Linked DNA regions of Homo sapiens: all the other regions are linked to region 1. A link is an interaction called in ENCODE POLR2A ChIA-PET data of the cell type or tissue named here. Cell type or tissue: GM12878. All regions are shown on one strand.

What was found. Peaks named below come from ENCODE experiments on the same cell type or tissue, not always from the same donor. Only the 100,000 strongest peaks of a DNase experiment are listed, where the experiment ranks them.
Region 2: POLR2A ChIA-PET joins it to region 1 with 6 read pairs; 1 of 35 experiments calls an interaction of 5 or more read pairs at or near these places.
Region 3: POLR2A ChIA-PET joins it to region 1 with 5 read pairs; 2 of 35 experiments call an interaction of 5 or more read pairs at or near these places.

Annotation. Positions count from the first base shown.
Region 1 is chr5:169,803,212-169,808,211 of GRCh38, forward strand. The region is part of intron 26 of DOCK2 (dedicator of cytokinesis 2); the gene reads left to right. Among named protein-coding and RNA genes, the nearest start is that of DOCK2, 170 kb to the left of the region's middle. RefSeq lists enhancers at 2,110-2,159, 2,290-2,339, 4,974-5,000. In GM12878, no CTCF peak of the experiment used is centred here; a DNase peak (open chromatin) is centred at 2,550; H3K4me3 peaks cover 883 bases; H3K27ac peaks cover 4,116 bases.
Region 2 is chr5:169,668,844-169,673,843 of GRCh38, forward strand. DOCK2 (dedicator of cytokinesis 2) reads left to right here. Exons shown (of 52, transcript NM_004946.3): 3 at 445-485; 4 at 1,699-1,754; 5 at 2,235-2,331. Among named protein-coding and RNA genes, the nearest start is that of DOCK2, 34 kb to the left of the region's middle. In GM12878, a CTCF peak has its summit at 2,946; a DNase peak (open chromatin) is centred at 2,428; H3K4me3 peaks cover 1,196 bases; H3K27ac peaks cover 3,124 bases.
Region 3 is chr5:170,112,348-170,117,347 of GRCh38, forward strand. No RefSeq gene overlaps it. Among named protein-coding and RNA genes, the nearest start is that of FOXI1, 9.0 kb to the left of the region's middle. In GM12878, no CTCF peak of the experiment used is centred here; no DNase peak of the experiment used is centred here.

The sequences.
Region 1 (5,000 bases):
TCCTCCTGATGATGTAGATATCCTGGACTCAGACTAGGGCTAAGTTGATTACATTGTGAAATATTGATACTGATGGATAGCAGCTGGAGTCTAAAGATAAAAGTCAACGGCTTGCTCAGCAGGCCTACTTTTCCTGTGACTAACCCCCATTGCTGTGAAGGATGGCTAGGGGACTGGAGTTAATCATGTTAGCATTTTGTCTCTGTGTGTCTTGTTGGCCAGGCTTTCTCAGAATGTGGGTATAGACATTATTGCAGCCTTTTAAGATGGCTTGTCCACGTACTCACGCCCTAGTTTGCAGGGGTGGGAGGAGGAGTTTCCTATGCCTAGACAGCAAGAAAACTCTCGTGTCTGCTTTCTTAGCTGATTTACTTCGGTTTTGTTTCTTCAGTTACCTTCTGAAATGACAAAAATGATTAAGCCTCTTCCTGGATGAGCAGATTGCTGGGGCTCAGATTCCAGAGATAGGGTGTGGAGTAGGATGGTGGTAGGGAGATGCCTGTGGCCGTGAAGTTACTGTGTATTTTGTAGACGTCATTCAGAGATTAGCTGGGGACGGAAACCAAAGGAAAGTCTCAGTGGGAGTAAGTGGAGGGCTTCCAAAGGGCTGAATCTGCAGAAGATAAGCCAGATGGGGTGGTGAAGACTGAGAGGTAGTGATTAGACCCAGGCCTGGAATTCTTAAGCATTGGAAGATGGAAGGAGGGTGCTGGATCTGACCCAGGTTCCTCTGGCAGCTCCTCTTTGTCCTTGAGTAATGTCCAGGAGGTATTCAGTCCTTAGATGGGACTGGCTTCAGAGGACTACATAGACCCAAACAACCAATACATTTTTTTCTAAGCATTTGTGTGAGCATTGCCCCTTTCTCTCTCCTCCCTAGAACATCCTCAGAGAAGAGCTTTCTGAATGAACTGTGTCTATTATTGACTGTAATTCGAAAACTCTGCAGAGCAATGTTCCTTTACTGGTCAGATCCATAGTCAACCATTATGATCAATTTCCTTGCATACTGTCTTCTCCTGTCTCTTCCTTTCTACACTTACCATCCCAATTAAGCCGCTTCTTGTCTTATTACTACATATGCATAGCTTGCTTCATTCATTCATGCAGAAATATTAATACATATGACATACCCGGTGTGCGCTAGGCACTGGGAACAAGAAAACCTATCCCCAATATATAACGACTAAAATCTAGATGCATATTTGGGGTACAAGAGCTACAAAGTGTGTGTGTGTGTGTGTGTGTGTGTGTGTGTGTGTGTGTGTGTGTGTGCGCGCGCGCGTGCGCGTAAGCATTTTTGTCAAGGAAGCCTACACAAAGGAGGTGAAGCTTCAGCTAGTGTTCAGTGGTGAATAATTAATGATCATATCTCTATTTGTTGGTTTCTAGGCACTGTGCTAAATGCAATCTGCGCATTCTCTCTGCTCACCCTGATCCTAGATACTAAGGCTTATTATTCCCATTTTAGAGATGAAAAACCTGAAATTCATAGACTTCATTAGCATTCAAGGCCAAATAAATAGAGCAAATAAATGTCAGGGTCAAAATTCAAACACAGGTCAGTCTGATTCAGACTCTGTGTAATCACAGGCATAGGGGATACAAAGGCATGGTCTTTTTCTTTCTACTCCTACCTCATTTAATGGAAAGACAGTATAATAACCAAAAGCTTAGATATTCTAGATTCATTCAGATGATGATGTTAGGGTGATGATGTTTCTATAAGGACATTCAGTAGCCAGCTGTTGAGCTGGTTCCAGTCTTAGCTATTTGATCTTTTTAAAAATTGTTTTTTTAAAGGGAGATTTCAGTCTTACTCATAGTGTAGAAACATGAGGGTTTGTCTATTATTTCTGTGGTAACATCCTATATAATGTTGCCTCAGCCAGGGAGGTTGATCATGCCTGTGATCCCAGCATTTTGGGTAGCCCAGGGAGGAGGATTACTTGAGGCCAGGAGTTTGAGACCAGCCTGGGCAACATTGCAAGACCTCTGTCTCTACAAAAAAAAAAAAAAAAAGGAAAGAAAAGAAAAGAAATTTGCCGGGTGTGGTGGCATGTACCTATAGTCCTAGCTGCTTGAGAGGCTGAGGTGAGGGGATTCCTTGAGCCCAGGAGTTCAAGGTTTCCATGAGCTATGATCTTGCCACTGCACTTCAGCCCAGGTGACAGAACAGACCCTGACTCTCTGTCTTAAAAAAAAATTTGCCTCTTTCTGTTGAAAAGCCAATCCACAGTGTTTTTTACATTTTAGTAATGCTCAGATCCCTTTAAATGGGGAAAAAAATGTGGGTCCTTGGGAATATGCCAGTGGCCCCCAGTTTGGGGGATCCAGTTATAATGTGCTAATTGTCAAGTTCCTGGTTTGGTGGAAAGATGGCCCCAGTTCACAGTTATTTGTGAAGTAGGATGCTGAGGCTCTGCCCATCCCAGGGGAGTGGCCCCCTAGAGCTCTACCCTGACAGGCTGTCACCCTTTTGCACATTCCCTGACATCAGACACTGGTGAGAAGAGGCTGCTTGCTGTCTTACACACCCTCGATACTTAGGGCTTCAAAGCCAAGAAGTGAGTGGGAGGCTCTGAGCTCCCCGTGGGGGATTGTGGCATCTGGACTTGAGGTGTGTGGGAGGTGCGTGTCACTCTTTACCGCCTCTGAGTGCAGTGCTCTTATAATGAATTCTGACTGTGGGGACTAACCCACCCCTTTCTCCGGGTGAGCAACTGTCTTTGCTGGATGAGTTATTAAATACTGTTATCACCATTGAATTTGGTAGAAATTTTGATGCTTTTGGTGAGCTTCACATCTCACCTCTCCTGCTCATGAAGATGGAAATCTCTCTTCTTTTCTCAAAAGCTTCTTCAATGAATAGGAGGCATTCAGTAGCCATGATTACTTTGAGCTAAACTGAAAATGAGAGGCCCAAAAGTACCTAAATTTCTCATGTTCTAATATATAGCGGCTCTCAACATTGCCTCATTGCCTGCATAGTCATATCACCTCGAGAGTTTTTTTTTTTTTTTTTTTGAGCCAGGTTTCTGCTTCTGCCTCCTGAGTAGATACAACTATAGGTACCAGCCACCACACTTGGTTAATTAGTTAATTAATTAATTAATTTGTAGAGATGGGGTTTCACTATATTGCCCAGGCTGGTCTCAAACCCCTGGCCTCAAGTGATCCTCCTGCCTTGGCCTCCCAAAGTGCTGGGATTACAAGCCACCCGGGGAGCTTTTTAAAAGTCAAACTAGCAGGAGTCAGCCAAATGGGTAGGAAGATGGGGTGGGTCCCCGGTGAAACCCCATCTCCAAGCCGAAGAGTTTAAAACCTGAAAGTCAAGCTGTATGTTAAATCCTCAGACTGGATTGAGAACTTGTCCTACCATTTGGCACACTTTCCTCTGATTGATCCCCACCCTTCGCTTATTTTACATAAACTTACCTTTTCCTAATTGGTTTTCTACACTGTCATGCCCACCTTTGAGTGGTGTCTTCCCTTTAACCTTTTTTTGCGTACTAACAAACAAATCGGCAGTCCCCATTCTGAGTCTATAAAAGGCCCCAGACCCAGTCACACAAGGTGTGGGGAGGGACGGGGAGGGGACAACTTTCCAATCTTGGGGTAGGGGAACCAGTGCCCCACCTCCACCCCCCACCATCCCCCCGCCCCCCCACTGAAAGCCGTTTTCACTGCTCAAGAAAATTATTCTCCGCCCTCCTCACCCTTCAATGCCCCACGTATCCTCATTCTTCTTGGGTGCGGCACAAGAGATCCGGAACCGCTGAATATGGGTACAAGCTATAACATAGTTGGTGAGCTGGATGGGCTGAGTGAGACCTGGGCAGGGCGTCACTGGCTGGGGGTCCCCGGCTTGCAAAGCGACTGAGAAGAAAAATCTTGCATCAAAAGCAGTAATACCTAGGCCCCTGTCCCAAGTATTCTGACTGAATTGGTCTGGGGTGGGTGGGGCACTGCAATGAAAAGGTGATGATTACCAGGTGATGCTAACTGTCAGCCAGCATGAAGAGCCACAGGTGTTGAGCAGGTCTCAAACCTGAGCAGGCACCCCCAGTAACCTGGAGGAGCTGTTAAAACACGTTTCTGATCATTAGTCTGGACGGTGGGGTCCTGGCGTCCAGTAACTTATTTTTCTAGCAAGTTCCCAGGTGCTGTTGATGCTACCAATGTAGAGGCCATGCTCAGAAACCATTGCTCTAATATGACCTGTCTTTTTTTTTCCTTTAGTATTCACTGGAAATAGAGGAATAGCTGGGCTCATTCTCAGTTCTTTACCTTCTTAATTTAAGAACCCTGTCCAGTCTATAAAATCTAGCATCTTCCGGCTGGGTGCATGTGGCTCACGCCTGTAATCCCAGCACTTTGGGAGGCCGAGGCGGGCGGATCACGAGGTCAGGAGATCGAGACCATCCTGGCTAATACGGTGAAACCCCGTCTCTACTAAAAAAATACAAAAAATTAGCTGGGCGTGGTGGTGGGCGCCTGTAGTCCCAGCTACTCTGGAGGCTGAGGCAGGAGAATGGCGTGAATCTGGGAGGTGGAGCTTGCAGTGAGCCGAGATCATGGCACTGCAATCCAGCCTGGGAGACAGAGCAAGACTCTGTCTCAAAAAAAAAAAAAAAAAAAAAAAAAATCTAGCATCTTCCAATATGCATTTAATAAACCACAAAATGGCAAATATTTCAAACACATTAATTTGTACTCATGAATTCATCTTCATGGGATAGAAGGGACATGGAATATGCAAAGATCCAACTTTGAAAATCCAGACTGTAGAATGTGCTGTTTGCTTTCTACAGGCACCAACTTCTCAAAATTGAACACTTAGATGAAAACTAATAAAAAAGGCCCCCAGAGCAAATGTTCTGGATTTTTCTCCTGGTTGTTTGGACCTTCTCTGCTGACAAGAGCATAGCCATTTTTACTGGCTTTTAGTTGGCATCATGGAACAACCCATTGATGTTCCATGGAACATCCAAGAATAG
Region 2 (5,000 bases), 130 kb before region 1:
TTTGCCCAAATCAGGAGCATTTCTTTGTCCCGAAGGCAGGAATTGAAAGCATGCAGATGGTCACAGGGCCCAGGAAGGCAATGGACACAAGGGAGGGGCTGCGTTGAGGCTGGTGGACTGGAGGCAGATGCTCTGTCTGGTGGACCCTGCTGCTTTTCTCCTCCCAGCCAGTTGGGAGCACTGGCCAGCACTACTGGGGCTCCTGATTTTTCAAAATCAGGAGCACCTTTATATGAAGTCTATTTTTAGATGTTATTTTGAGATGTTGGCAACCAATTCAACAGATTTCAAAGACTATGAGCTTCCAGAGTTTGATCTGTACCCAAGGTCTAAAGCAATTTGCAGTAGTTTTACTAGTTTAAAACAAAACAAAACAAAACAGAAAAACACTAGCAACAAACTTGTAATAAATGAGGGAACTGTTTCTTTGTTTTCTTTTTGCAGACTGGTATAGGGGATACCTCATAAAGCACAAAATGTTACAGGTAAGGTCACCTGGTTTTTATTTGTGTCAGTACTGGAGGTCTTCATATGGCCCCGCTATCCCATCTGAGCAGGTCTCTCCCACCATTGCTCCTCAGCAAAGGGAATCCATCTCTCCCTCCTGTGCCCTGTGCTCTCTGACCTCTGTGCCTTGTCACTCGCTGTGCTCAGCTCCCTCCCACTTTCCCTCATTCTTTAAGGTTCATCTCTGGTGCCATCTCCCTGCAACTTTTCCTGATATGCCACTCACTTATGATTTCTCCCTTCCTCGAGTCTCTGTGGAATTGTGCGTTATAAATTTGAAATTTATTCTACTGCCTTCCTTTAGAGTTGTTTGCAGCATTCAGTCATCTCCTCATCCGTATACCCAGGTCAACACAGAAAGGACAGGCCTGATTTCTACTTTTGAGGGGTTCTCTTGTTCTAACCTCACATTTCACTATTGTCTCCATGAGAGCAGGCGCTTGCTTTGCTTGTCTCATTTTCTCTCACAGCACCTAGCACAGTGACCAGATGTCCCCAGTATGCACATTGGTTGCATTTATGAAGGGATTTCCAAGTAATTGATAAACTTACCTTGTTAACTGAGCCAAATGTATGGAGTAAGGAAATAATAGAAGCTTCTTCCTTCTTCCCTGACATGCTGTGTCGGGAGGGATGGTCCTATTCTGCTCTCTCAAAGAACAATGGAATAAATGCAGGCAGAATAGGTCTCAAATCGAACTAGCCCAAATGCACCTAGGAACATTGTTGCTTCAGGACCAGTTATTTCTGACCTTCCAGTTGTTCCTGACTGTGAAGGGTGACCGCTTTCCGGAATCGGGCAGGCAATGGGAGAAGCAGAGCTCCTCGTCTCGCTTAAAGTCAGTGAGTGGTTTAGGTTGTCTTTCAAACGATACTGTCTTATAGCCCACCTGCAGGATGAGTGGCCATAATGGGTTGGAGCATCCCTTGGGATCTAGGGCTATGGTGAGATCTAGGGCTATTGTGGGATCTAGAGCAACTGATGGAGAACTGGAGGGAAAGCCAGATCTAAACAAGTAGATTTAGAATCCAGCCCCTGTTCTATCTGGCTCTGGGTTTATTCCTTTAAAGTCTGGGGATTTTATAAGCCAGTAGCTTTTGGAAAAAAATTATAAAGACGTAGGGTCATTCATTTCTGTGGTGATATATCTTTTTATTTTATTTTGTTTTGTTTTGTTTTGTTTCCAACAGGGCATTTTTCCTAAGTCATTTATCCACATCAAGGAAGTGACAGTTGAGAAAAGAAGGTATTTGCCATTCTTCACCAGACTTGAGCCTCCAGTGGCTCATGGATGTCTCTGTCCTGTTTATTTTGAAAATCTGACTTGGAAGAGCTGAGGGTTGCTCAGCTTATCTTCTTTGTGCCTGTGTATATTTGTGGGTCTCCTTTCCGTTACTCAATGGGAGATCTAATCCAAATTGATTCATACTGAGATCTGACTCTGAGGGGGTATTAGTTTGGAGAATCAAACTTTTTGCTGGCAGCTACCTTAGAACTGTATTAAAGTAGATTAATCCTAAATAATGAGCCCACCCTAGCGAAGGAGGACATAACAAAGCAAGTCCCTTGTATTTGCATAATGTAGTTGGTGTGGCTATTGGAGGTGTTTTAGTCTAATGTCAGGAAGGCCCCTCCGCAGCTGCAGCTTAATGCAAATTTGTTGGTGTTTTATCTTGTTAGCACCTGGGTCTCAATTTCACACCACTTTTTCTCCCACCTTAAATAGAAATACTGAGAACATCATTCCTGCAGAAATTCCTCTGGCACAAGAAGTGACAACGACACTTTGGGAATGGGGAAGCATCTGGAAACAACTCTATGTGGTGAGACTCAGAACTCTGCTCCCTGAGTTGGAAGCTTCTTGCAATCTTCAGTTTGGTTCCAGTTTTCATTTTAGCATTGAGTCAGGCAGGTGGAGGTGGCTTTGGTGACATAGCAGAGCGCACACTATTACGTGTGAGGACATCAAGGCCCAGAGAGGATCAGGGACTTTCTCAAAGCCACAGAGCTAGTGACAGAGCCATAATCAATGGAGTCTACTGTGAACCTTCGGTGTTTAGTGCAGAAGTTGTCAAACTTGAGCATGCATAAGAATCACCTTAAGAACTGTTAAAAATAAAGCTTCCTCCCAAGGGGTTTAATAATCTGCATTTTTAATAAACTCAGATTTGATTTGCTAGTCTGCTGATAACACATTGAGAAATACTGTTCTTATACTTTAACCAATGGCTATTGTCCTCACATCTATGAAGAAGTTTTGACTTTGGAAAAACAAAGAATATATTTTTGCATTTGTTTTCCCTGTTTTGAAGCAAATCTAATTTTAAATCCTCCTTTGATGCTCTAAAGCTCCTAATGAAAGCAATTAGCTAAGCAAACCATTAAGCTGAGAGTGAAAATGTCAACCAAGGCTTACTGCATGTTTATTATGGCACCGTGGACACCTGCTGGTGTATGCACAGGATTTGTAGACTTACCTTTCGTGGTCTTAAATGTTGACTCCCATGTGGACATTTCATAATATGAAGATGTAATTGGCACACTCAATTTTACATGTTTCTCAAAGTTTTTAGAAAAGTGTAGGGGAAAAATAGTATCCTTGTGGCTAAAGCAATTTTTTGTTCATCTCCACTATACGCTGACCTTTTTTTTTTATTTATTTTTTATTTTTTTGAGATGGAGTCTCGCTCTGTTGCCCAGGCTGGAGTGCAATGGCATGATCTTGGCTCACTGCAGCCTCTGCCTCCTGGGTTCAAGTGATTATCCTGCCTTGGCCTCCTGAGTAGCTGGGATTACAGGTGCCCGCCACCACGCCCAGCTAATTTTTTGTATTTTTAGTAGAGATGGGGTTTCATCATGTTGGTCAGGCTGGCCTTGAACTCCTGACCTCAAGTGATCCACCCACCTTGGCCTTCCAAAGTGCTGAGATTACAGGCATGAGCCACCACGCCCGGCCTACTACCCCTTTTAAAACATCACAATCACACGTACCATTGAAGCTTGGCATTTTCCCTTAGGAAATCTTTGAATAGCAGTAAGTCCATTTACTCTAGTCAGGAGATCCTTCAACATCTAGTACTTCGGTATCACATTCCTGATTCTTGCCATATCTGCATACAACCTGTGTAATATTTACTTAATAGCTGCTTTGGATCTCCTTTCAGTAAACCTGAATCTATAGACATAAAGAATGAGATAGCATGCTGCATCATTCCAGCAGTTCTTGATTCCCCGTCACCAACTAGATGCCCCACAATTCAGTTCAACGCTGACTACCCAGGGTTACTGCCAGACTCCATGGGTTTAAAGCCTCAATCCCACAAGATTGCCCTCACTTTAGATGCCAGTCGCAAGTCCTGGGTTCCCAGGTTACCTGAACTTCTGTTGGACTTGGCTATAAATTCAGGGATTCTCACTACCCCTCCCTGCCTGGGCACCCCCTTTTTTCACTTCCAGTTTCATAATTTGTTAGAACAACTCAGAGAACTCAGGAAAGTGCTATACATGTGATTACGGTTTTATTATAAAGAATGTAATTCAGGATCAGCCTTGTGGAAGAGACACAGGGCTAGGCATAGAGGGGCATAGAGCTTCCGTGTCCTCGGCACACCACCCTCCCAGCACATTGATGTGTTCACCTTCTGGGAAGCCCCTCAAATGTTATTAACCAAGAGTTTTAATCAGAGTTTCATTACACAGGCATGATTGATTAAATTATTGGCTATTGGTGCTTGAGCTCAATCCTCAGTCCCCCTCCCCTCCCAGAGGTTGGGGTGGGGCAGGTGGAGGGGAGTGGGGCTAAGTTCCAACCCTCTAATCATGTGATTGGGGGTTTGGTTCCTAGTTGGTTCCTCTGCAACCAGCCCCTCATCCTGAAGCTATCTAGGGGCCCACCTAGAATCACCTCATTAGCATAAACTCAGGTATCATTGAAAGGGGATTGTTAGGAATAACAAAATACATTCTTATCACTCTGGTCATTGCAGGAGTTTTAGGAGCACTGCTTCAAGAACCAAGGACAAAAATCAAGTGTGTATATATATATATTTTTTTGTTGTTGTTTTTTTAATTATACCACCCACACTTTCCCAAATGGAAAGACAAAAGTACTTGACACAATTAGAAGAACATTATTCATCTAAATACAATGAAAACAAGATAACATTATTTTTATAAAAAAAAATTTAGAGACAGGGTCTTGCTCTGTCACCCCCGCTGGAGTGCAGTGGGACCATCATAGCTCACTGCAGTGCTAAACTCCTGGCCTCAAGCTATCCTCCCGCCTTAGCCTCCGGAACATGCTTGCTATTGTACCTGTCAAAAGCTCTGAGTCCAAACCTTTTCTCTCTGTTTGTTAAAAAAGACATTAACAATATGTGAGAGGTGTTAGAGACATATTACTATGAAACTGCAACTTTCTCTTTCCCTTACACAGAAGGATGGAAATGGAGTGGGAGAGAATCACCTAGGGATCCATGTTGTTTGACCTTGT
Region 3 (5,000 bases), 310 kb after region 1:
ACCCAAGCTGAGCTCTTTCTGCTATGGCTGAGGAATGAGTTCCCTTAGCACAGACATGGCTCTTAGGCAGCCACCATTGAAAGAAAGGGGAATCAATGTGAGAACAACAACTTATCTAAAACGTGAGAGTCAAGGCTGGGCGTGGTGGCTCACACCTGTAATCCCAGCACTTTGGGAGGCCGAGGCAGGAGGATCATTTGAGTCCAGGAATTTGAGACCAGCCTGGGCAACACAATGAAGCCCCATCTCTACAAAAAATTTAAAAAGATAGCCAGGTGTGGTGGCGTGTGCCTGTAGTCTCAGCTACTCAGGAGGCTGAGGTGGGAGGATCACCTGAGCCCAGGAGGCAGAGGTTGCAGTGAGCTGAGATTGTGCCACTGTACTCCAGCCTGGGCAACAGAGTGAGACTCTGTCTCAAAAAAAATAAAATAAAATAAAACGTGAGAGTCAGAAAAACAAATGTTCAGACTTGCTGAAAAGCTAATGCCAAGCTGGTGAGAGTGTTGTGGGAGTTTAAAGGTGGCAGAAGCTCTCCTCGGAGTTCCTGGAGAGTCCAGCAGAGATCAAGCACAAGACTGGAAAGGAAGGGGAGTTTGAGGAGAGAGCGGAGGGGCTGCAGGGAAGTAGCCAGCATTTATGAGCCCCCTGCCATGCACCAGGCCCTCGGGACTGGAGCATGCAGTTATCTCCTGTCATTTTCACAACGCTGTGGGTGCTGGGGAGTATTTTGTCCATTTGACCTATGCAGAAACTGGGACACCCAGGGTTTAAGCAGCCTCTCAAGATCTCAGACCACAGTCTACATGCTTTAAATATCAGGCTCCCCCACTCCCCTGTAAATGGGCACTGTGAAGCCTGCCATCAAGAGAACCATCAGTCTGCTTACTAGAGAGAGCACAGGGACATAGCATCCATATCAGGAAAGCTGTGTCGGCCAGCACATCACAGGAGGCCCAAGCTTTGTCTCTGTGGAAGGCTTAGCTCAGCCCCCTGCCCTATACACTGACTTCCTGCCTGCCCCCTGCTTTCCTTCAGCCCCGAAGGAGAGAGACCTGGGCTGCTTTCTCTGCTGACCTGCCTTTTGATATTCTCCTTAGGAGCTGCTGTGAAAACACAATGAAATTGGCCTTTGTCTCTGACTCTCTCTATTCAGTGTTTCTTTGAGGTTCTTGTGGGGCGGAAATATTGCAATGCTGAAGGCACCATTTGCTTCCTTTTACTTGTGGGCCCCCATGTGACCCCTTGGACATATGCTCCTCCCTTGCAGAAGCCATTGGAATCCCAAGCAGAAGGCCAAAATGCAGGGTCTGTCATGAAAGTGGTATAACTATTTGGGGGGAACTCTCCTGCTTTTCTTTCAGTTCAGGCAGATGAGGTAACAGCAGCATTTAACGTTTATTGCATGCTTAGGATGAACTATGTACTTCCCTTTTTTTTTTTTTTTTTTTTTTTTTTTTGAGACAGGGTCTTGCTCCATCACCCAGGCTGGACTGCAGTGGCATGATCTTGGCTCATTGCAAACTCTGCCTCCCAGGTTCAAGCGATTCTCCTGCCTCAGCCTCCCGAGTAACTGGCATGCCACCATGCCTGGCTAATTTGTGTATTTTTAGTAGAGATGGGGTTTCGCCATTTTGGCCAGGCTGGTCTCAAACTCCTGACCTCAGGTGATCTGCCCACCTCGGCCTCCCAGACTGCTGGTATTACAGGTGTGAGCCACCTTGCCAGGCCTATGTACTTCCTATAGATTGCTTAACAATCTCAATGCTACTAAAGCTGACACTATCATTATTTGTATTTGGTATGGAAGTAAACCAGTATTCAGAGACATTGAGTAACTTTTCCAAGACCATGCAGCTATCACCTGAGGTAGACCTCAAACACAGGTATCCCCAGCTCCAGAGCCTGTGCTCTTAACCCAGATGCTAGGAGAAAACCCCTGAACTGGGAATTTGGAGACAGTATCCCCACAGGGAGACAATTCCTTTTCCACAGATTTTGGAACAATCAAATGTGGGATAATGCTATCAGGAAGATGTTGCATCAGCTCGGGGCACCATCATCTCTGCATTCCTGATCAGCGACAGCCTCCAGGCTGGTCTCTCTGCCTCCAGCCTCTGCCTCCGCACTACAGAGTGTGAACTTCCTAAGGGACAGAGCTGGTCACGCCTGCCTCTGCCCTCCTCAGAGCCCCTCACTGGCCCCTTATCCTTCGGGTCCACACTAATGTGCATGGCTCTCGAAGCCCGTGCTCTGGCATCATCTCTCTGGCTAGGGCCTCAGGCTTAGCATCAGACTCAATTGGATTCAGATCCCCTCTACCTGCCCAGAGGAGTCAATGTAAGCAGGAAGTGGCCTCAAGAGATGTCCTGCATATTCCTGTATATTAGTCGGTTTTCACACTGCTAATGAAGACATACCGGAGACTGGGTAATTTATAAAGGAAAGAGGTTTAATTGACTCACAGTTCCACATGGCTGGGGAGGCCTAACATCATGGCGGGAGAGCAAGGGATATCTTACATGGCAGCAGGCAAGAGAGAGCTTGTGCAGGGGAACTCCCCTTTAAAAAACCATCAGATCTGGTGAGACTTATTCACTATCATGAGAACAGCATGGGAAAGACCCACTCCCATGATTCGATTACCTCCCACCAGATCCCTCTAACAACACATGGGAGTTGTGGGAGCTACAATTTAAGATGAGATTTGGGTGGGGACACAGCCAAATCATATTAGCATGTTTTATTTTTTTTTCCCCAATCATGCTGTATTCTTAGCGTAATTTTAAAATACTTAAAACAAGATCATGAGAAAATAAATGCCCAGATTCTAGCACCAAAATTCAGAAGGGGGGGCTATGAGAATGAGGGGCGGGGAGAAGCCTTCCTGAGAGTTTCTAAGAGGCATGGAGGCAGTGGGGATAGTGATTAGCTCTGGGGGAAGAAGAGGCTACTGGCTGGAAAAGGGCATGAGGTAGGGTTGGTAATCACCTACTGTTTTATCTGAGTGCTGGTCACACAGATGTGTTCACTTTAGGAAAATGTATTGAGATTACACTTGTGATTTCTGCATTTTTACATACGCACATTAACTCAGTCATATGCTGATAAATGTTTAACAATGGGTTTGCTGGAGAAAAAAGGGTCCCCCGGATTTGTAATGTCTGCCCATTTCCGTGGTGTAAATACTCCCTTCACAACTGATTTCAAGCTTCCCATGCACTGTAACTGAAGACAGAGTTGGGAAGATACGTGCAGTAGCACAACATTAAATCATATTTCCACCATATACACACAATAGGTGTAAATAACACCCAGAGCATAGAAAATAATCAAATGTAGTAAAATAATCAAGAAGCAATGAGTTTTAAATATTTATTTATTACCTTTCTTTATAATATAATTGTAACTAGAAGTTTATTTAATTTTTAATAAAGCTGTGCTTAACATAAAACTCCTGAAAAGTTAACAGTCAGCTGTTGTGAGCCAGTTTGAGCAGGCTCCAGGACACTATTGGTATAAACACCCATAATTTCTGTCCCCAGACTCCCCTCTCCCTAAAATACTAGTTGTCACACTCTCCTGCTATTGCCATCTTCATCTCTGGGCCTTTCCAGGGGCTGTTTTCTCTGCCAGGTCTCCTTTCTTCTTCCCCAAGGCCTTCCTTCCTTACCCTTGCCTTCAATTCTCATCTAAGAAGTTACTTGCTCCAGGAAGCCATTCCTGGCTAGCAAAGGTCCAATCATGTGCGTTCTTACAGTATGGGACACTTACCCATGTGTTGCCTTTTTCTCTTTACTTGTCTGGCTTTCTGTAGACTGAGTTCTGAGGGCAGGAACCAGGTGTCAGTGGCTCCCTTGGCACTTGGCACAGTCCCTGGTATAGCGAATGTGCTTGGAGAACATTGAATGGATAGATGGATGGATGGATGGATGGATGGATGGATGGATGGATGCATGAGTGGGTGGGTGGATGGATGGATTGATGTATGGATGGATGGATGGTTGGATGGATACAATTTCCTACAAGTCATTAATCTTTGCACCTATTTATCCCCAGAAGAAATTCCTAAGACCTTAGCACTTCAGCCCCCATCCCTGCAGACTTTGGTCTAGCACTCCTAATTCTGTCTAAGGCACTGGGGTGGGTGGCACTCTCAAGACTAACCTTGGTCACTCCCCAGTTACTCCCAGCTATTCTTTGTGATGCTCAAGTGCCCCTTTGTCCAATGATAACTGGGTTTAACCCTGATTCAGAGAGAGGATCAAAGACAAAAACAATAAAAAGCTACTGATTACTGTCCTGATCCCAGGCCCTGGCTGGTTTAGGTAAAGTTATGTTGCAATGGGAAGGAGAAGGATTGCCCTATTTTTAGAGCCACAACAAAAAATTCATACTGTAACAAACTGCCAGCCTTTGGAAGAAAAAAAAAATTAAATATTTATTTACTACCTTTGTTTATAATATAATTTATTTAACTATAAGTTTATTTAATTTTTAATAACAGCTGTGCTTAACATAAAGCTCCTGAAAAGCTAACAATCAGCTGTTTTGAGCCAGTTTGAGCAAGCTCCAGGACACCGTTGGTATAAACTCTCTGTCCCCAGACTCCCCTCTCCCTAAATAAGAATAAGAACCCAGGTTTTGGATCTAGACAGAGCAAGGTTCAAATCCTGATTTGGCTTTTTATCTGCTGGAGACCTTGGGCCTGTGACATCACCCCTCTGAGCTTCCAATTCATCATATATTAAATGGAGATAAAGAATGTAGCCAATGTCAGGATTTTGATGAGCATCAATTAGGATATGTGGAAAAAGCCTGCCAAGCAGCTTGCCCAGAGGAAATGCCTCTTAATTATCAATTTGATGCAAATCAATAAGCCATTGATCTCTCACTGGGTCAATGTTATAGATTCTTCTTGGAAAAAAAATTAAAAGTATCTTCAGAAACGAAGGCTCAATCACACAACACCTGGGAGAACTACAGCTTACAGGGGTAATGAG